Linked DNA regions of Homo sapiens: region 2 is linked to region 1. A link is an interaction called in ENCODE POLR2A ChIA-PET data of the cell type or tissue named here. Cell type or tissue: Caco-2. All regions are shown on one strand. Links, peaks and the distances in the headings refer to the core of each region. The heading gives the core; the rest is flanking DNA.

Evidence for each region. Peaks named below come from ENCODE experiments on the same cell type or tissue, not always from the same donor. Only the 100,000 strongest peaks of a DNase experiment are listed, where the experiment ranks them.
Region 2: POLR2A ChIA-PET joins it to region 1 with 6 read pairs; 8 of 35 experiments call an interaction of 5 or more read pairs at or near these places.

Annotation. Positions count from the first base shown.
Region 1 is chr7:140,488,230-140,498,345 of GRCh38, reverse strand. No RefSeq gene overlaps it. Among named protein-coding and RNA genes, the nearest start is that of MKRN1, 14 kb to the right of the region's middle. In Caco-2, for the core only: a CTCF peak has its summit at 5,082 (motif pointing right); a DNase peak (open chromatin) is centred at 5,068.
Region 2 is chr7:140,636,547-140,646,662 of GRCh38, reverse strand. DENND2A (DENN domain containing 2A) reads left to right here and starts at 5,850. Exons shown (of 20, transcript NM_015689.5): 1 at 5,850-6,159. It overlaps LOC105375535 (a long non-coding RNA gene), which reads right to left and starts at 5,754. Exons shown (of 6, transcript XR_928047.3): 1 at 5,389-5,754. It also overlaps the pseudogene RN7SL771P. RefSeq lists a silencer at 5,660-5,954 and an enhancer at 9,854-10,116. In Caco-2, for the core only: no CTCF peak of the experiment used is centred there; a DNase peak (open chromatin) is centred at 5,721; H3K4me3 peaks cover 1,372 bases.

The DNA of each region.
Region 1 (10,116 bases), core at 675-8,674:
TCAGGACACTCTCATCCTGGCCGCCTGAGTCTGCTGCAGTCTCACTGGGTCTGATAATTTCTGCATGGCTGGTAGAGTACCACCCAAAGATACACTAAAGTGCGCTGTGAACTGGGGAGGAGGAATCTGCTCAGCAGGAACACTAGCTCTCACTGTGTCTCTAAAAGCGCCTTTGCAAAATTAAGACAGTAAGAGAAACCTGACATTGTTGCCGCCTCCAACTTGCTTCTAATCTCCAAGCTGTCCTGGGTCATTCCTGGGAGTAGGTCAAACTAACTTTGAGAGAAATTTAGTTTATAGTTTAACCTTAGGCCGGGCGCGGTGGCTCACACCTGTAAACCCAGCACCTTGGGAGGCCGAGGCGGGTGAATCACCTGAGGCCAGGAATTCAAGACTAGCCTGGCCAACATGGTGAAACCCCTGTGTCTACTAAAAATACCAAAAATTAGCCTGGCATGCTGGCATGTGCCTGTAATCCCAGCTACTTGGGAGGCTGAGACAGGAGAATTGCTTGAACCCAGGAGGTGGAGGTTGCAGTGAGCCAAGACCATGCCACTGCACTCCAGTCTGGGTGACAGAGCCCGACTCCATCTCAAAAAAAATAAATAAATAATTTAACCTTAAAGTGAGGATGATAATGGCCCTTCCCAAAACCAAACTGCCTTTGTAAAACTAATGAAAAGCCATAAGTTTAGGATTATGAGAGGAGCCTGAATTTTGCTGAGATATAGGCATCGTTAAAGGGTAACCAGCCATTGTTCTGGAGGTCACAAGATTTGTGACTTCCCCAATTACTCCTGCAGATAACATCACTATTGTAGAAGCTAAGATTGGCCTTCTGAGATGTCCTTTCACACTTTTACATTTCTGGCTACCTGATGGCTCCACCTGCACTTGTGACTCATGACTCACCCAGTCCTGTGGACCCACCCAGAGGGGAACTCAGCATACAAGCTCCATTTTCCACAGCCCTATGACTGCATCCCCAACATTCACTCCCCAACCCCTAGTCCACTGCCCACCAAACTATCCTTGAAAACCCCTAACCTCAGGTGGCGCAACTGGCTTGAGCGATTGGAAATAAGATGTAGAACCCCCAACGCAGACACTGAGTAGAATGAATTTTTTTTTTTTTTTTTTGAGATGGAGTTTCGCTCTTGTCGCCCAGGCTGGAGTGCAATGGCGTGATCTTGGTTTACTGCAACCTCAACCTCCTGGTTCAAGTGATTCTCCTGCCTCAGCTTCCCGAGTAAGCTGAGATTACAGGCATGCCACCACGCCTAGCAAATTTTTGTATTTTTAGTAGAGATGGGGTTTCACTATGTTGGCCAGGCTGGTTTTGAACTCCTGACTTCAGGTGATCCACCCACCTCCGCCTCCCAAAGTGCTGGGATTACAGACGTGAGCTACTGTGCCTGGCAATTTGCCGAACTTTCTTGTGACAAACTATCTGGATTTTTTAAAAAAGAAAAAGCAAGAATGAATCTTTCTGGTTTTTAGTTTTGTATAAATTAGGTTTCAAATCTTTACATTTCAGAAATAGTCATGGCTGGAAATGCTGTTAAGTTTTTTGGAACTCTTTTTTAAGATTATAGTATTTCCGGCTGGGCACAGTGGCTCATGCCTGTAATCCCAGCACTTTGGGAGGCTGAAGCGGGTGGATCACAAGGTCAGGAGTTCGAGACCAGCCTGATCAACATGGTGAAACCCCGTCTCTACTAAAAAAAAAATATACAAAAATTAGCCAGGTGTGGTGGCTGGCGCCTGTAATCCCAGCTACTCAGGAGGCTGAGGCAGGAGAATTGCTTGAACATGGGAGGTGGAGGTTATGGTGAGCTGAGATCATGCCACTGCACTTCAGCCTGGGTGACAGAGTGAAACTCTATCTAAAAAAAAAAAAAAAAAAGATTATAGTATTTCCTCTAAAAAAAATTAAAACTGGCCAGGCACAGTGGCTCACACCTGTAATCCCAGCACTTTGGGAGGCCAAGGCAGGTAGATCACGAGGTCAGGAGATCGAGACCATCCTGGCTAACACGGTGAAATCCCATCTCTACTAAAAATACAAAAAATTAGCCGGGCTTGGTGGCGGGCGCCTGTAGTCCCAGCTACTTGGGAGGCTGAGGTAGGAGAATCGCTTGAACTCAGGAGGCGGAGGTTGCAGTGAGCCAAGATGGCGCCATTGTACTCCAGCCTGGGAGACAGAGTGAGACTCCGTCTCAAAAAAAAAAAAAAAAAAAAAATTAAACCAGGTATTGATATGGCAAAAACAAAAACAAAAAAAAGAAAACAAAAGAAAATCCTTAACCTCAGAGCCTTCAAGGAGATTGATTTGTAGCCAGCTTCTGTCAATTCAGCGTTCTTTACTGTTCTTTACTGCTGTGCCATGGTCTCAGAGGATTGATTTTGTCTGTGCAGCAGGCAGGAAGAACCCATCAGGTGATTCCATCTCCCCTTCGCTCTCCAGTCGGCCTTATCTCTGACCAACCTTGGCCTGGCTCCCTGGGTCCAGCCACAGTGGCGTCAGCAGGTCCTGGATCACACCAAGCAGGGCCCAGCCTCCGGGCCATACCTGCTGTTCCCTCTGGCCTGTGCGCTCTTCCCTCATGTCTTCACATGGCTCATTCTTTCCAATCCTTTAGGACTACTTTCAAATATTGTCTTAGAAGGGCCTTCCCTGACCACCGTACCTGAATGAAGGAATGAAGGAATCCGCTGATGCTATTATCCCCTAAGACTGTGGCTCATTTAGGCTGCACCTGGAAGAGACATTTTCTTTCTTTTCTTTTCTTTTCTTTTTTTTTTTGAGATGGAGTCTTGCTCTGTCGTCCAGGCTGGAGTGCAATGGTGCAATCTTGGCTCACTGCAACCTCCGCCTCCTGGGTTCAAGTGATTCTCCTGCCTCAGCCTCCTGAGTAGCTGGGATTACAGGCATGCGCCACCACGCCTGGCTAATTTTTGTATTTTTGGTAGAGACGGGGTTTCACCATGTTGCTCAGGCTGGTCTTGAACTCCCGACCTCAGGTGATCCACCCGCCTCAGCCTCCCAAAGTGCTGGGATTACAGGCGTGAGCCACCGTGCCTGGCCTGAGGCCTTTCTTTATAAAGCAAGCTATATTTTCACCAAATAAGCCTAGGAAGTTCATCAATTCATTCTCAGCATTCACTTCCTAGTTTTTGCAGAGATTAGGCTGCCCTTCCTGGCTTTTCTTTCCTGGAAGGCTGGGTTCCGCTATGGCAGAGGAGAGCTGAAGCAGCATTAGTTCAAAGAGCACACACATCACTCACACAAGCTTACCACACAATGCAGTCAGGCTTTCTATCAAACTGCAGTGCAAACTCGTGCACGTGAATACACGTAGTTCCATTTATAACTTCTTTTTTTTTTTGAGACAGAGTTTCGCTCTTGTTGCCCAGGCTGGAGTGCAATGGCGCAATCTCGGCTAGCCACAACCTCCGCCTCTGGGTTCAAGCGATTCTCCTGCCTCAGCCTCCCAAGTAGCTGGGATTACAGGCAGGCACCCCTATGCCCAGCTAATTTTATATTTTTTAGTAGAGACAGGGTTTCTCCATGTTGGTCAGGCTGGTCTTGAACTCCTGACCTCATGCGATCTGCCCAACTCTGCCTCCCAAAGTGCTGGGATTACAGGGGTGAGCCACCGCGCCCGGCCTCCATTTATAACTTTTTTTTTTCTTTTTTGAGACGGAGTCTCTCTCTGTCCCCCAGGCTGGAGTGCAGTGGTGTGATCTCAGCTCAGTGCAAGCTCCGCCTCACAGGTTCATGCCGTTCTCCTGCCTCAGCCTCCCAAGTAGACAGGCGCCCACCACCACGCTCAGCTAATTTTTTATATTTTTAGTAGAGATGGGGTTTTACCGTGTTAGCCAGGATGGTCTCGATCTCCTGACCTCGTGATCCGCCTGCCTTGGCCTCCCAAAGTGCTGGGATTACAGGCGTGAGCCATCGCACCCGGCCCATTTATAACTTTTAAATCACACACACACACAAAATCAAGAACTCCTCAGTAATAAACGGATTTTATTTATTTATCTTTTTTTTTTTTCAAGACGGAGTCTCACTCTGTTGCCCAGGCTGGGGTGCAGTGGCGTGCTCTCAGCTCACTGCAACCTCCGCCTCCTGGGTTCAAGCGATTCTCCAGCCTCAGCCTCCCGAGGAGCTGGGATTACAGGTGCCTGCCACCACAGCCAGCTAATTTTTGTATTTTTAGTAGAGATGGGGTTCCACCATGTTGGCCAAGGTAATCTCAAACTCCTGACGTCAGGCGATCTACCTGCCTTGGCCTCCCAATGTGCTGGGATGAGACACTGCACCCGTTTTTTTTTTTTTTTGAGACTGAGTGTCACTCTATTGCCCAGGCTGGAGTGCAGTGCTGTGATCTCTGCCTCTCAGGTTCAAGGGATTCTCCTGCCTCAGCCTCTCCAGTAGCTGGGATTACAGGCACACCACCACACCCGGCTAATTTTTGTATTTTTAATAGAGATGGGGTTTTCCATGTTGGCTAGGCTGGTCTTAAACTCCTGACCTCAAATGATTTGTCCACCTCGGCCTCCCAAAGGGCTGGGATTACAGGCATGAGCCATTACTCCCGGCCTGTAAATGGATTTTAAACCAAAAACAAAACAAAAAAGTCAAGGAAGTAAAGGTTCAAGCATGTAAGAGTTTTCTAAATATAGCTTCTTGGTATTTTATTTTATTTACTTTTTTAGACAGTTTCGCTCTTGTTGCCCAGGCTGGAGTGCAATGGCGAGATCTCGGCTCACCACAACCTCCGCCTCCCAGGTTCAAGTGATTCTCCCGCCTCAGGCTCGAGAGTAGCTGGGATTACAGGCCTGCGCCAGCACGCCTGGCTAATTTTTTTGTATTTTTAGTAGAGACGGGGTTTCTCCATGTTGGTCAGGCTGGTCTTGAACCCCTGACCTCAGGTGATTCGCCCGCTTCGGCCTCCCAAAGTGCTGGGATTACAGGCATGAGCCACTGCGCTGGAAGGTATTGTATTTTAAATGCTTACTATCAGCCCTTTTCTGAAATCTAATTTATCTTTTTCCCACCGGCAGGTGGCCCTAGCACATTTCCATACTTTAGGACACCTATGGGCTGATTTCAGATCAGATTTGGTAGCAGGGTACAGAACAGAGGAAGATAACCTTATTGGCATTTTTGCCCCTCCCTAAAGAGAGCCCTCCAGCAGCATAAACTATTTGGTCAGCATAATCCCCTCCAGGGGTGAGGGCTGGGGTGGGAGAGCTGAGATATCTTGCCATTTCTAGAGAGGAACTGCTCTAAGTTTTCCTGTTCTTTTCCTAAAATCCTTTTGTTCCTAACCCTTTTGAGGGAGAAGGGGAGCTTAGAGATAGGGTAAGGCCCCACAAATTCATATTTGCATTCATTGATTCATGTGTCATCCATTCATTTGGCTTTTTATTTATTTTTATTTATTTATTTATTTATTTTGAGACGGAGTCTCGCTCTGTCACCCAGGCTGGAGTGCAGTGGTGCAATTTCAGCTCACTGCAAGCGCCGCCTCCTAGGTTCATGCCATTATCCTGCCTCAGCCTCCCGAGTAGCTGGGACTACATGCGCCCGCCACCACGCCCAGATAATTTTTGTATTTTTAGTAGAGAGGGGGTTTCACTGTGTTAATCAGGATGGTCTTGATCTCCTGACCTCGTGATCTGCCCGCCTCGGCCTCCCAAAGTGCTGGGATTACAGGCATGAGCCACCACGCCCGGCGGCTTTTTATTTTTTATTTCATAAAGATGGAGTCTTGCTATTTTGTCCAGGCTGATTGTGAACACCTGGCCTCAAATGAGCCTGCCGAGGTACTGGAATTAGAGGCGTGAGCCACTGCACCTGGACTCATTCATTTGTTTACTTGACAAACTTTCTTTTCAGATGGAGTCTCGCTCTGTCCCCTGGGGCTGTAATCTCGCTCTGCCCCCGCTGGGCTCGCAGTGGCACCAGTGGCGTGATTTCAGCTCACTGCACCTTCCGTCTCCCAGGTTCAAGCGATTCTCCTGCCTCAGCCTCCCAAGTAGCTGGGACTACAGGCATGCACCACTCATTTTTTTTTTTTTTTTTTTTTAGTTCTTCAGCTAAGACAGTGGAAGAGGGGTTTTATTGTATGGTTGCTATACTCAGCCACAAGTGGACACAGAAATAGTCCAGAATGGCCGGGTGCGGTGGCTTATGCCTGTAGTCCCAGCACTTTGGGAGGCCGAGGCGGGCGGATCATGAAGTCAGGAGTTCGAGACCAGCCTGACCAACTTGGTGAAATCCCATCTCTACCAAAAATACAAAAAAATTAGCTGGGCATGGTGGCGCACACCTGTAATCCCAGCTATTTAAGAGGCTGAGGCAGGACAATCGCGTGAACCCAGGAGGCGGAGATTGCAGTGAGCCGAGATCGCACCACTGCACTCCAGCCTGGGTGACAGAGCAAGATTCTGTCTCAAAAAATAAATAAATAAATAGTTCAGAATGTCACAGATCCAGGACAAAGGACCAACATGGACAGTTTTGGTTATTACCAAGGTGGGTCTCAGAGGTGGTCTTGGCGATCAGTTGGCGATAAAGTTCCAGGTCCATTGAGAAAGCTCTAGACAGTAGCATGCAGTCCAACAACTTGTACCAGCATTCCCAGCCTCTGGCATTCCATGTTTCTGCTTCTGTGGCCTCCACGGGTGCAACAAGCTAGTGGTTTACTTGGACCTCTGCCTCATCTTTCTTTTGGGCTTCAGCCTCCTCATGTGCTTCTTCCTCCACTTGGCTCTTGTAGCACAAAGGTTTCCAAGAAGATGGCACCAAGGCCAAGAGCTCATTTTTGTATTTTTGGTAGAGACGGGGGTTTCACTATGTTGGCCAGGCTGGTCTTGAACTGACCTCAAGTGACCCACCTGCTTCAGCCTCCCAAAGTGCTAGGATTGAAGGAATGAGACAGGGTTTTGCCATGTTTCCCAGGCTGGTCTTGAACCCCTGGCCTCAAGCAATCATCCCACCTTGGCCTCCCAAAGTGCTGGGATTACAAGGCATAAGACACCTCTCCTGGTTCCAGTTAATTTTCTAATGTTTTTCTAGAAATGGAGTCTTGCTATATTGCCCAGGCTGGTCTTGAGCTCCTGGCTTCAAGCGATCTTCCCACCTCAGCCTCCCAAAGTGCTGGAAGTACAGGCATGAGCCACTGCACCTGGCCAAACTGGATTGCTTATTAAAAAAAAAAAAAAAAAAAAAAATATATATATATATATATATATATATATATAAATGTACCAAAAATTAACACAGTATTTAATATTAAAAATAACTCGGCCAGGCGTGGTGGCTCATGCCTGTAATCCCAGCACTTTGGGAAGCTGAGGTGGGCGGATCATTTGAGGTCAGGAGTTGGAGACCAGCCTGGCCAACATGGTGAAATCCTGTCTCTACTGAAATTTCAAAAATTAGCTGGGTGTGGTGGCGCGCCTGTAATCCCAGCTACTTGGGAGGCTGAGGCAGGAGAATCACTTGAACCTGGGAAGCAGAGGTTGCGGTGAGCCGAGATCGCGTCATTGCACTGCAGTATGGACAATACAGCAAGACTCCGACTCAAAAATAAATAAATACAATAAAAATAAAATAACTCATGGGCTGGGTGTGGTGGTTCATGCCTGTAATCCCAGCACTTTGGGAGACTGAAGGGGGGTGGGGGGGTGGATTGCCTGAGGTCAGGAGTTTGAGACCAGCCTGGCCAACATGGCGAAACCCTGTCTCTACTAAAAACACAAAAATTAGCTGGGCATGGTGGTGCATGCCTGTAATCCCAGCTACTCAGGAGGCTGAGGCAGGAGAATCGCTTGAACCCAGGAGGCAGAGGTTGAAGTTAGCTGAGATCATACCACTGCACTCCAGCCTGGGTGACAGAGCAAGTCTCCATCTCTAAAAATAAAAATAAAATAGGCCCGGCACGGTGGCTCACGCCTGTAATCCCAGCACTTTGGGAGGACGAGGCGGGCAGATCATGAGGTCAGGAGATTGAGACTGTCCTGACTAACACGGTGAAACCCCGTTTCTATTAAAAATACAAAAAATTAGCTGGGCGTGGTGGCGGGCTCCTGTAGTCCCAGCTAGTTGGGAGGCTGAGGCAGGAGAATGGCGTGAACCTGGGAGGCAGAGCTTGCAGTGAGCCTAGATCATGCCACTACACTCCAGCCTGGGCAGCAGAGCGAAACTCCATCTCAAAAATAAAATAAAATAAAATAAATAAGATAACAATAAAAATAAAATAAAATAACTCATAGCTGGGGCTGATGGCTCACACCTGCAATCTTAGCATTATGGGATTACAAAGGGAGGCCCAGTCAGGAGCATTGATTGAGGAGGATTTAAAAGGCAGGGAACCACTGGTCTATAAGAGAATATAGACTGTTTTTACAGGGAACAAATCATTAATTAAACTCCCTTTGGAAAGAAAATAACACATAGATCAACATTATGTTTATTGTGTAGACTACAGTTTCCAGATTAAGGTTGTCAAAACTTGTGTAACATAGTACAAACTACATCTGCTGACAATAAAATATTCCACACTGGCTTGGGAAGATGCCAGACAAATCTCTTATCCTTTAACTTTGCAGCACTTAAAGTGATTGTGTCTTATTTGTAGTCTTCTCTTTTTTTTTTATTTTTTTGAGACAGAGTCTTGCTCTGTCGTCCAGGCTGGAGTGCAGTGGCGCGATCTCGGCTCACTGCAAGCTCTGCCTCCTGGGTTCATGCCATTCTCCCACCTCAGCCTTCTGAGTAGCTGGGACTACAGGCCCCCACCACCACACCCAGCTAATTTTGTTTTTGTATTTTTAGTAGAGATGGGGTTTCACCGTGTTAGCCAGGATGGTCTCGATCTCCTAGCCTCGTGATACGCCCGCCTTGGCCTCCCAAAGTGCTGGGATTACAGGCGTGAGCCACCGCGCCTGGCCGTAGCCTTTTCTTTCAAAGGAAAAACTCCTTTAGGGCAAGGCCTAACCTCCAGCACCAGCTCAGGGAAGCAATAAAGCAGAAGTTTAAATTCCTCAAGCTCCAAGCTCACTTATGGGCTATGTGATTACAGGCAACATTTGTGCATGACTCGACAACCTCATTTTCCGGGCCTTAAAATGGCAAAGTACTCTGTACTTCTCCTACTTCTAAAGGCCATTGTGGGACCCAAACTAGATAATGTAGATGTAAGGCCTTTGAAAATCAAGTGTGGTTCTTATATAAGGATGTGCATCTGTGACATAACCTCAGGAGGTGTTTTTAGTTTTTGTTTTTGTTTTTGTTTTTTTGAGATGGAGTCTCGCTCTGCTGACCAAGCTGGAGTGTGGTGGAGAAGCTGGGATTACAGGTGTGCCCCACCACGCCCAGCTAATTTTTTTGAGACAGAGTCTCACTCTGTCCCCCAGGCAGTAGTGCAATGGCATGATCTTAGCTCACTGCAACCTCCACCTCCAGGGTTCAAGTGATTCTCCTGCCTCAGCCTCCCAAGCAGCTGGGATTACAGGTGTACACAACCATGCCCGGCTAATTTTTGTATTTTTAGTAGAGATGGAGTTTCACCATGTTGGCCTGAGTGGTTTGGAACTCCTGACCTCAAGTAATCTGCCCACCACGGCCTCCCAGTGTGCTGGGATTACAGGCATAAGCCACTGTACTCAGCCTCAGGAGGTTCTTGATTACATGTGCCCAAGGTGGTCAGATCACAGCTTGCTTTTATACATTCTAAGGAGACATGAGCCGTCAATCAACATATGCACGATGAACATTGGTTCAGTCTGGAAAGGCAGGACAACTTGAAGCCAAAAAAGGGAAGATTCCAAGCCGGGAGGAGTTTTCCAGGTCATAGGTAGATAACAGGCAAATGGTTGCATTCTTTTGAGTTTCTGATTGGCCTCTCCAAAGGAGGCAATCAGATATGCGTTTATCTCAGTCACCAGAGGGGTGACTTTGAATAGAATGGGAGACAGTTTGGCCCTGAGAAGTTTCCAGCTTGACTTTTCCCTTTAGCTTAGTAATTTACAGGCCCCAACATTTATTTTCCTTTAACACTACGTGTATTTTTTTTTTTGAGACGGAGTCTTGCTGTGTGG
Region 2 (10,116 bases), core at 1,381-9,380, 150 kb before region 1:
GAGGCTGTAGACTTTTCCCTGCCCTTAAGAGAAGTTCCTTCCTTGCTCTACCTCATCCAAACTTGTCTAAGCACAGACATGTGATTCTTCTCCCCACACCAGCTCTCCAGATGATCAATCAATCAATAAACCTCTTGTCCATCAATCATCTACTGTGTGTATAGCTTTTTTCTTTTCTTTTTAAATATAATTTAATGATTATGGTTTTTATTTTTTTTTTTTTTGAGACAAGGTCTTGCTCTGTCACACAGGCCAGAGTGCAGTGGCACAATCTCTGCTCACTGCAACCTCTGCCTCCCATGTTCAAGTGATTCGCGTGCCTCAGCCTCCTGAGTAGCTGAGATTATAGGCGTGCGCCACCACGCCTGGCTAATTTTTTGGTATTTTCAGTAGAGACAGGGTTTCACCATGTTGCCAGGCTGGTCTCGAACTTCTGGGCTCAAGTGATTCACCTGCCTCAGTCTCCCAAAGTGCTGAGATTGAGATTACAAGCATGAACCACTGAACCCAGGCTAATTATTTCCAGTTTTTTTCCTACAGATGGATTCTGACTATGTTGCCCAGGCTAGAGTGCAGTGGCTATTCACAGGTACGATCCCACTACAGATTAGCACAGGAGTTTTGACCTGTTCCATTTCTGACCTGGGCTGATTAACCCCTCTTTAGGCAACCTGGTGGTCCCTTGCTCCCAGGAGGTCACCATATTGATGCTGAACTTAGTGCAGACACTGGATTGGCAAAGTGCACCACAACCCAGGACTCCCAAGCTCAAGTGATCCTCCTGCCCCAGCCTCCCATGTGTATACCTTTCACCTATGCACCTATGCAGTGAGCCAAGATCACATCATTGCACTCCAGCCTGGGCAACAAGAGCAAGGCTCCGTCTCAAAAGAAAAAAAGAAGAAACCACGGGAAATGGGAAGTACCGAGGGATATGACAAGGCTAGCCCCACCCATCAAGGCAGGGGACAGAGCCTGAGAAAGAGCCTTCGGACACTCTCTCAAATGTTTTCATTTCCACTGAGATTCCTTTTGGATGTAAATGTTGACAGAGCATCATTTTTGTCCCAGGCACTTTGACCAGTCATGGCATTAGGTCCGCCCTGCAACTCTGAACAACGAAGCATCATTCCTGCCATTTCATGGATGGGAAAACCAAGCCCCAACGGGTTATGTGCTTTATCTGAGGTCCCACAGACCCAGACCTGTCTGGCTCAACCCATGTTCTTTTTGTTACCCCATGAAGCCTGTGAGCATCGGCTCTGCCCAGGGCCAGCTCCTCTGGAGGGAGAGTTCTGGATCAAGAACCAATCCATGTCCTCACTGTGGCTCCCCCCTCTGGAAGGAACAGGCAGTGCAGTTCCTTGGGGCATCCCTGACTCAAACCATCCCCTTGAGATCTGGCTCCCCTGCTTGGGTCACTGGGATCCATTCCTTCTTGGCCTCTTGGCTGGCAGGATCTTTCTTCTGTCTCATCACCACCTGCCTGCCCTCCCAGGTTCAAGTGATTCTCCTGCCTCAGCCTCCCGACTAGCTGGGATTACAGGCACCTGCCACCATGCCTGGCTAATTTTTGTATTGTTAGTAGAGACAGGGTTTCACCACGTTGGCCAGGCTGGTCTCGAACTCATGACCTCAGGTGATCCGCCCGCCTCGGCCTTCCAGTGTGCTGGGATCACAGCCATAAGCCACCGCGTCCGGCCTGGTTTCTTTATTTTAATTTTTATTGGAAGGCAGTCAGAGCCTGGAAGAGAGAGTCTGTTCCATCCAGTGTCGGAGCAAGAGACAGAGCCGCAGGCCCATTGAATGCATTACTCCCTTGGCTTATGGCTGAGATAAAGCCAGCTCTGTTGCCTGTGCGTGCTGGTAGACGATCCTGGACCTAAAAGGGGTGGGGAGGAAGGGGGAGTTGAGCGCTGATGTAGGAGAAGAAAAACTGCCTGCCTCCCATTCTTCAACCTTGACACTCTGTGTTCATGGGGAAAAAAAAAAAGGAGATTAGGAAAATAATAACCAACAGGAGAGTACCCGTGAGTCCTCCCATGGGCCAGGCACCATACCAAACCCTCAAAACAGCGCTCTTAGGAGGCCGCAGCCATTGCCATTTCCACCCTACAGATGAAGGGTTTAAAAAGCTGGGATTTCAAGGCTGAGCAACCTGCTGCAGAGCTGAATGTGCCCCTCCAATCAAGGCCTGCGCTCCTCAGCAGGACGCTGGAGGAAAAGGAGGGAGAGGAAGGAAGAAATGTACTGCAGTGTTCCAGGGCTGCTCTGTGTGGAAGAAACAGGGTTACTATTCAGGAGGCTGAGGTGGGGAGTTCAAGGCCAGCCTAGGCAACATAGCAAGACCTTGTCTCAATATAAATTAATTGAAATAAATGTTAAAATAAAATAAAAAAGACTGGGCACGGTGGCTCATGCTTGTAATCCCAGCACTTTGGGAGGCCAAGGTGAGGGGATCACCTGAGGTCGGGAGTTTGAGACCAGCCTGGTCAACATGGCGAAACCCCATCTCTACTAAAAATACAAAAATTAGCCGGGTGTGGTGGCGCATGCCTGTAATACCAGCTACTTGGGAGGCTGAGGCAGGAGAATCACTTGAACCCAGGAGGCGGAGGTTGTGGTGAGCCGAGATTGCACCACTGCACTCCAGCCTGGGCGACAGAGCAAGACTCTGTCTCAAAAAATAAAAATTAATTAAAATAAAATAAAATGAAATAAAATAAAATATAAAGAAGCAAGATTAAAGACTCAAAAGAGAAATCAACTTTGTCCCTTTCCTCTCACTTTCACTTTTCCCAGCTTGAGGCCAGGCATGACCTCCTACCCGAAGCATTTTCCAACATGAAGAGAAGCTATGGACAGAGAAGGAGGACAGGGGACGAATATACTGTTGGAGTTGTCAGCGCCAGGAACAGGAGAAGAGGGGATGACGGAGAGGCCCTTCCAGGCTCCAACGTGTAGCACCAGCCTTGGAGGGCTATCGTGGGCTACCCTGTCTCCCTCCTCCAGGGAGCCAGCATGGGGGGGCCACAAGGTGAAGGAGGGAGGGGTCCCTATGTGGGACCCCTGTCATGGGCAGAGCCACAGGATGACCCAGCAATGGGAGCAGCCAGCTCTGAGAAGTTGGAGGGCTGGGGGCTGTGAGAGGCAGGCAAGGTTAGAAATCCACAAAGCACAGGCTGTACACAGTTCATCAGACTCAGACCCAAGGAACTAAGGCAGGAGTTATTTTCCTAAAACAGATTAGTGTCCAGAAGTCAAAGATGAGGGAGTGGAAGGCCAGGCATAGTGGCTCACACCTATACAATATAATCTCAGCACTTTGGGAGGCTGAGGTGGGAGGATCACTGGAGGTCAAGAGTTTGAGATCAGCCTGGCCAACATGGTGAAACCCTGTCTCTACTAAAAATACAAAAATTAGCTGGGCATGGTGGCAGATGCCTGTAATCCCAGCTACATGGGAGGCTGAGGCAGGAGAATCACTCAAACTCAGGAGGCTGAGGCTTCAGTGACCCAAGACCATGCCACTGTACTCCAGCCTAGGTGACAGAGTGAGAATCTGTCTCAAAAAAAAAAAAAAAAAAAAATTAGGCCAGGTGCGGTGGCTCACACCTGTAATCCGAGCACTTTGGGAGGCCAAGGCGGGTGGATCATGAGGTCAGGAGTTTTTAAGACTAGCCTGGCCAAGATGGTGAAACCCTGTCACTACTAAAAATACAAAAAAATTAGCCGAGCGTGGCGCGGTGGCAGGCGCCTGTAATCCCAGCTACTCAGGAGGCTTAGGCAAAAGAATCGCTTGAACCCAGGAGGCAAAGGTTGCAAGCCAAGATTGCACCAGTTTGCTTTCTTATATGTTGTAGCAGCCCTGGGAATAATTAACCCTCAAGAAGCCAAGTCTTGGCCAGGCGTGGTGGCTCACATCTATAATCCCAACACTTTGGGAGGCCAAGTCAGGAGGATCACTTGAGGCCAGGAGTTCAAGATTAGCCTGGGCAACATAGCAAGACCTACAAAAAATAAAAAAGCCGACCATGATAGCATACATCTGTAGTCCTAGCTAATTGGGAGGCTGAGGTGGGGAAATTGCTTGAGCCCAGGAGTTCGAGGCTGAAGTGAGCTATGATAGCAACACTGCACTCCACCGCGGGTGAGAGACTGAGACTGCCTCAATCAATCAATCAATAAAAAAGAAGCCAAGCCTGGGAGGCTGAGGCAGGTGAATGGCGTGAACCCAGGAGGCGGAGCTTGCAGTGAGCCGAAATCGCTCCACTGCACTCCAGCCTGGGCGACAGAGCGAGACTCCGTCTCAAAAAAAAAAAAAAAAAAAAGCCAAGCCTCTGATCTTTATTTAGAAAGTGAAAAACTTACTGAATAATGCTTCAACAAACAAAACAATAATTTAAATGCTTACACTTTAAAAAAAAAGCTTGCACTTTGCAAATGTGGGCTCTAAAAGTTGACTATGCTTAGTTAAAATGGGTATGTCATGAGGAGTTTAAGGAACTTAAGCCCTAGAAAAGCTTCAAAGAGTTCCCAGAAAGCATAAAACCCTCAGCTGAGAAGAAAACAGAGATTTTTTTCCTGTGACTTTGAACAAGTCCCTCAAATCTCAAGCTCCCAGTCTATAGGCACTGCCTGGGCAGTATTACGTCATTACACCCATCTTTTATTTTTCACTGTCTCCCTCCTGCCTTTCTCTCGCGCGCACACTCCTTCTGTGGATTTGTGAGGCTAAGCCTCTCTTCTCTCTTCCCCCTTGCTTGAACTTTAGGCCTCTTTGCTGTCCCGCAGGACCATGGCTCCCAGCCCTTCTGAGCTAAAGATGAGGATGACCTTCCTCTGGTGTGGAGATGGACCTGAAGCCTGCTCCCACCGCGCGCAAATCACCCCGCCAGACCCCCCTCACTCTCATCAGGGCATTCCTCTGCTCAAAAACTTTCCGTCCCCCGCTTGAAATCTGGCTAAGCCTACCCATCAGACCTGATTCACCACTTGGTCCTCACTCGGCTGTTTCTGAAATGCCTAGCCTCTGCTTCCGGCCTCCACTGGTGCTGTTCCCTTCACTCAGAACCCTTTCCTTTCACCCACTTTCCTCCACCTATGCAAATGCTATTCAATGTTCCCGGCCCGGTCAAAGCTCCAGGGAACTTCCTCGAAGGCCCCAGCCTGTATTCCAGACCCGCCTTCCCCGCAGCCCACGGCATTTCCCTGCGGACTTCTGCTGTGCAGCCTGTGTTCCTTGACGGTGTCCTGCGTGAGTGGGGGCAGCGGGTCTATGAAGTCACTTCTCCTCTTGGAAGCTTTTCCTGACCACCTCCCTTCCCGCCCGGTCTGGGAGCCCTTCTGCAGCGCGCTCGGCCCTGGGCCCTCCCCGGCCCCCATCACCTGCATCGCCGGTCTCATGACTGTCATTACCCCGGCCCGACGGCAAGCTGCCTGGGGCAAGGGTGGTGCCTGACTCACTGCCCGAGGTGCCCCCGGCCCCGGCCCGGTGCCGAGAGTGTGTTAACTGCCTAGAGTAAGCGGGGCCGGGCACGCGGCCGCCGTTCCCCAGGCTTGGACGTCCAGGTCTAAGCCTCAGGCCGGAAGCACCTCGCGAATCCGCCCGGGCCTGGGTGGAATGGAGCCCGCGCGCGGCGGGCGTCCTCCCAGGAAGGGTTAAGCCACCTCTCCCCCACCCCGAGAGGCGAGGGGGCGAGTCCGGCAGAAGGTCCTGTTTACCGCAGCTCCGCGCGGGGCCGGGCCCTGGGAGAGGGGTTGCCGTGGCAACCGGCCGGGCGCCCGCCAGCTGCGGATTAGCTCACTGGGCCGGGCGGGATGGGTCGGGAGGAGGGGGCGCGCGTCGCGCAGATCGTCGCGGAGCCACGGCAGGAGGAGGCAGGGGCCGCGGGCGAGCCTGCGCTGGGCCGGCCGAGGGAAGCGCGCCGCTGGGGCCGGGGGCGGCGGGGACCCCACGGGAGCGCGCGCGGCGGGGACCCCCAGGGGCTTGCGGGCGGCCGGGGGAGGCTCGGCGGACAAAGGGGCGGAGGGCGGAGGGCCATGGCGTCCCCGGCACCCGCCGCCGCCCGCCCCCGAGCCGCGCCGCCAGCCGTCCCGGCCCGCCCCGGAGCCCCCAAGATGCGCCCCAGAGCCCGCGGAGCCGCCGCCCGCGGGGAGGTAGGGCCGGGCCGGGCCAGGGGGTGCAGGGTCGAGCTGGGGAGGGAAAGGGGACGGAGGAGGGGACGCGCGGGGGAGGGAGGAAACGGCTCGCGCGGCCTGAGCCCTGACGGGGGAAGCGGCTCTGCAGACGGGAGTCTGAGTTCCCGCCTGGTCCCGGGACTGTGCAGAGCGCGATCCAGGCGTTCCTCCCGGGCTCGGGCTGACTCCCAGGACTGAGCCCGGACGCCGCCGTCTCGCGCCTCGGGGACCTGCAGAAAGCCGGTAGACCCCCGCCCTGCGCCGTGCTGGGTCCCTCGGGGCGCGAGTGTGAGTGTGTGTGTGTCCGCGCGCGCGCGTGTGTGTGTGTGCGCGCTTGTGTGTCTGTGTGTGAGTGTGTCTGTGCGAGTGTGTGTGAGTGTGTGCGTGCGCGTGCAAGCGCGGGGCATCGAGGCGGCTGAGCAGCCGGGCCCCCCTCACAGCGGTCAGCATTTGCAGTCTTGGGAAAGCAAGAAGGTAAAGATGATTGAATGGTCTTACTTCTTCCACTTTGTCCCCAAGGGTGGAGTTGGGAGCAGATGGAGCCCAGGGGAAGTCTGGACACAATCGTATTAGGAGGGTCACAGAGAGCTGGGTGAGACCACGGAGTAGAGCCAGACCTCAGCCGTGGAATCTTGTCATGGGGGGCCTGGGACAGGAAGCAGGAAACTGGTCAGGGCTCTCCAGGGGCGTAAATTGGGCAAGGGAAGTGCAGTGACCCTGCCTTAACCAGCTGGTGCTGACTTCCAGCTGCTGTTCAGATGCGATTCAGGAATGTGACTTCCCCAAGGTTCCAAATGACATCGGACAGTAATGGGCTGGGGGTAACAGAGTTGTAATAGGCGTGCTACAGTAATCTTGTTAGTAAACTCTTAAACCCTCTGTGGTTACCACATAAAAGAAGAGAAAGAAATCCCTTCTCCTTACATCATCAAATATCAGATACCAAAAGAGTGGAGTAGAAAGTCTGGGTGGGCAGCGTGGGACGGAGCAGAACTCCGAGAGGAAGTATGTGTGAGTGTGCGAGTGTGTGTGTGTGTGTGTGTCAGAGACGGTTTCTGAGGCCTGGTAATGAAAAGGCTGGCGGGAGGCTGGCCTCCAGTCCTTTCGTTTGTTTTTTATTTTTATTTTTTTGAGACAGAGTCTTGCTCTGTCACCCTGGCTGGAGTGCGGTAGTGCAATCTCGACCCACTGCAACCTCAGCCCCCGGAGTTCAAGCAATTCTCCTGTCTCAGCTTCCCGAGTAGCTGGGATTACAGGCGCCCACCACCACACCCAGCTAATTTTTGTATTTTTAGTAGAGACGGGGTTTCACCATGTTGGCCAGGCTGGTCTTGAACTGCTGACCCCAGGTGATCTGCCCGCCTCGGCCTCGCAAAGTGCTGGGATTACAGGCTTGAGCCACTGTGCCTGGCCTCCAGTCCTTTCATTCTGGAAGATTAATAAAATCCTGTGTCATGTATTCTATTCATACCCTTACACAGCTCTGTGTGCTAGGCATGCGTGCTAGACATCAGTGGCACAGCGAGGAATGAGACGTCCCCCTTCCTTCCAGGAACACCATCCTAGCTGGGTAGTCAAACAAAAAAGTAAAACCAGTCCTGCCCAGCCTGGCTGTGAGGGCTGCATGGCATAGAACTAGGGCAGCCCAGAGAGGAGCCGGTGCAGGGAATCCCCACAGATTAGGTGATGCTTGGGCTAAGCCCTGAAAACCGCCTCACCAAGGAAACAGCAGGGAAGGTTGTTTCAGGCTGAAAGAACAGAATGTGCAAAGTCACCAAGAGAGTCTAGGAGAGGCCAGTGAGGGGAATTCAGTGTGGCTGCGGGTTGCAGTATGTGAGTGCATGCCGGGGAGAGGTGAGGCGGGAGCTGTCAGGGCAGAGGCACAGGGAAGGAAGGATCTGCCAGAAGGAGGCAGGAGTATGCACTGAAGCAGGAGTGATGCGCTCCTTCTAGTTGTTGGGTGGGGAGGCCTGGAGGAGGAGGAGGAGACCAAGGCTTTTTGCAACACCCAGGCCAGAATTACTGAGGAGCAGGAGAAACTGAAAGGATGCCAGGATCAAGAGGCAGGACCTGGTGACTGGTTTGGGCACAGATTATGATAACTTAGACTAAAAGCAAGTATGTACACAAATGCTCAGGAGAAAACAAAGCAAAGCAAAAGGAATGTGGACCTTCTGAGTGGCCTGCATTTAGCAGATTACAACACTTGGATAACGCATTTGGCTGTAAGTTTTCTGGCAGCTTAGGGACAAACAAAAATACACTGGGTTGCATAGTTTGGGATTTTGGACAACAGAAAGCCTACAAATTAATTCTCAGAACAAAATTTTTCCTGGAATTGAACTCAGCTGGGAATTTATCATGTGGAACTTTATGTAAAGACTGAAGAGTGACATAGAAAAAAAAAATCTTCGTTGCTGGTGTTACAAAAGATGGAAAGATAAAACTCCCCGTTACTGCCTTCCTCTACCATCCTGTTATGTCTAGGGGAGTGAACTGCACTTCTGTGAGGACTGGGTGTCATCTCAGAGTATGGGGCCAGGGAAATCCTATACAAAGGAGACAATGGTACCTTAAGTGCAGGAAGAGCTGACACCCATCTCTGTGAATGTAGAGAGCAAGGCGTCCGGGGTGCTCAACCATAAAGGGAAGGAGGCTTATCATAGTATAGCCCAGAGAGGGGTGGGCTGAGACTGTGGTCTGAGAAGGGGACAGGTAGGGCATAGCACGTTGGAAGGGCCAGCATCCAGGAATCCTGACCCCCGGGGAAGCAGGCAGGGAGTTCACACAGCATTATAGGATTCCATTCATATGGGCAAGTCCACTTCCCAGGGCGGTCCTGGTCATTCTGCCTCCAGACTGGATGTAGAGCCTGCCTCTAAAGGGGTAGGAAAAGGGTGGGACTCAGCAGACCAGAGATCCTCTTCAGGAGACCAGAGAGGCCCAGGAGGGTGGAAATCTTGTTTGCTACAACACAAGGAAGTTGCAGAGGAACCAGGAGTAGGAGCTGAGAACTGGGAGGTCCTGCAGACTCAGGCACAGATCTCCTGGCCAGGCTCTTCCCTTTGGTTTCTGCAGAAGGCAGAGAACCTGCAGAATCTATGTCCATACATTGCTAATGTGCCCTTTAAACTTTAAACTATTTCTTGCCAACTATAGCTGTCGTAAATTGACATTCAGTAGGAGTGGGATTCTACCCCTCCAATCAGATTTCTTAACATTTTTAATCTTGGGGTGTGCATTAGAATATACATTTAAATGCTGGGGAGGAGAGTTTGAGACTAGCCTGGGCAACATGGCGAGACCCCATCTCTATAAAAAGTAAAAGAAATTGGCCAGGCACAGTGGCCTACGCCTGTAATCCCAACGCTTTGGGAGGCCGAGGCAGGCAGATCACTTGAGATCAGGAGTTTGAGACCAGCCTGGCCAACCCTGTCTCTACTAAAAATACAAAAATTAGCCAGGCGTGGTGGCGCATGCCTGTAGTCCCAACTACTTGGGAGGCTGAGGCAGGAGAATCACTTGAACCCAGGAGGCGGAGGTTGCATGAGCCAAGATTGCATCACTACATTCCAGCCTGGGCGACAGAGCAAGACTCCATCTCAAAAATAAATAAATAAAAGAAATTAACCACACACAGTGACACACACCTGTAGTCCCAGCTACTCGGGAGACTGAAGTGGGAGGATCACTTGAGCCTAGGGAGGTTGAGGCTGCAGGGAGCTATGATTGTGCCACTTCACTCCAGCTTAGGCGACAGTGAGGCCCTGTGTCCAAAAAAAAAAAAAAAAAAAAAAAGGCTGGGGAGGGAGATTCAAAACAACTGATACTTAGGGCTCACTGCCTGGCATCAGTATTTTTTTGAGATCCCCAGATGATTTTAAGGTACAGCTGAGGTTGAGAGTGGCTGCTCTAGCAGTCACGTATAGAGAGCCC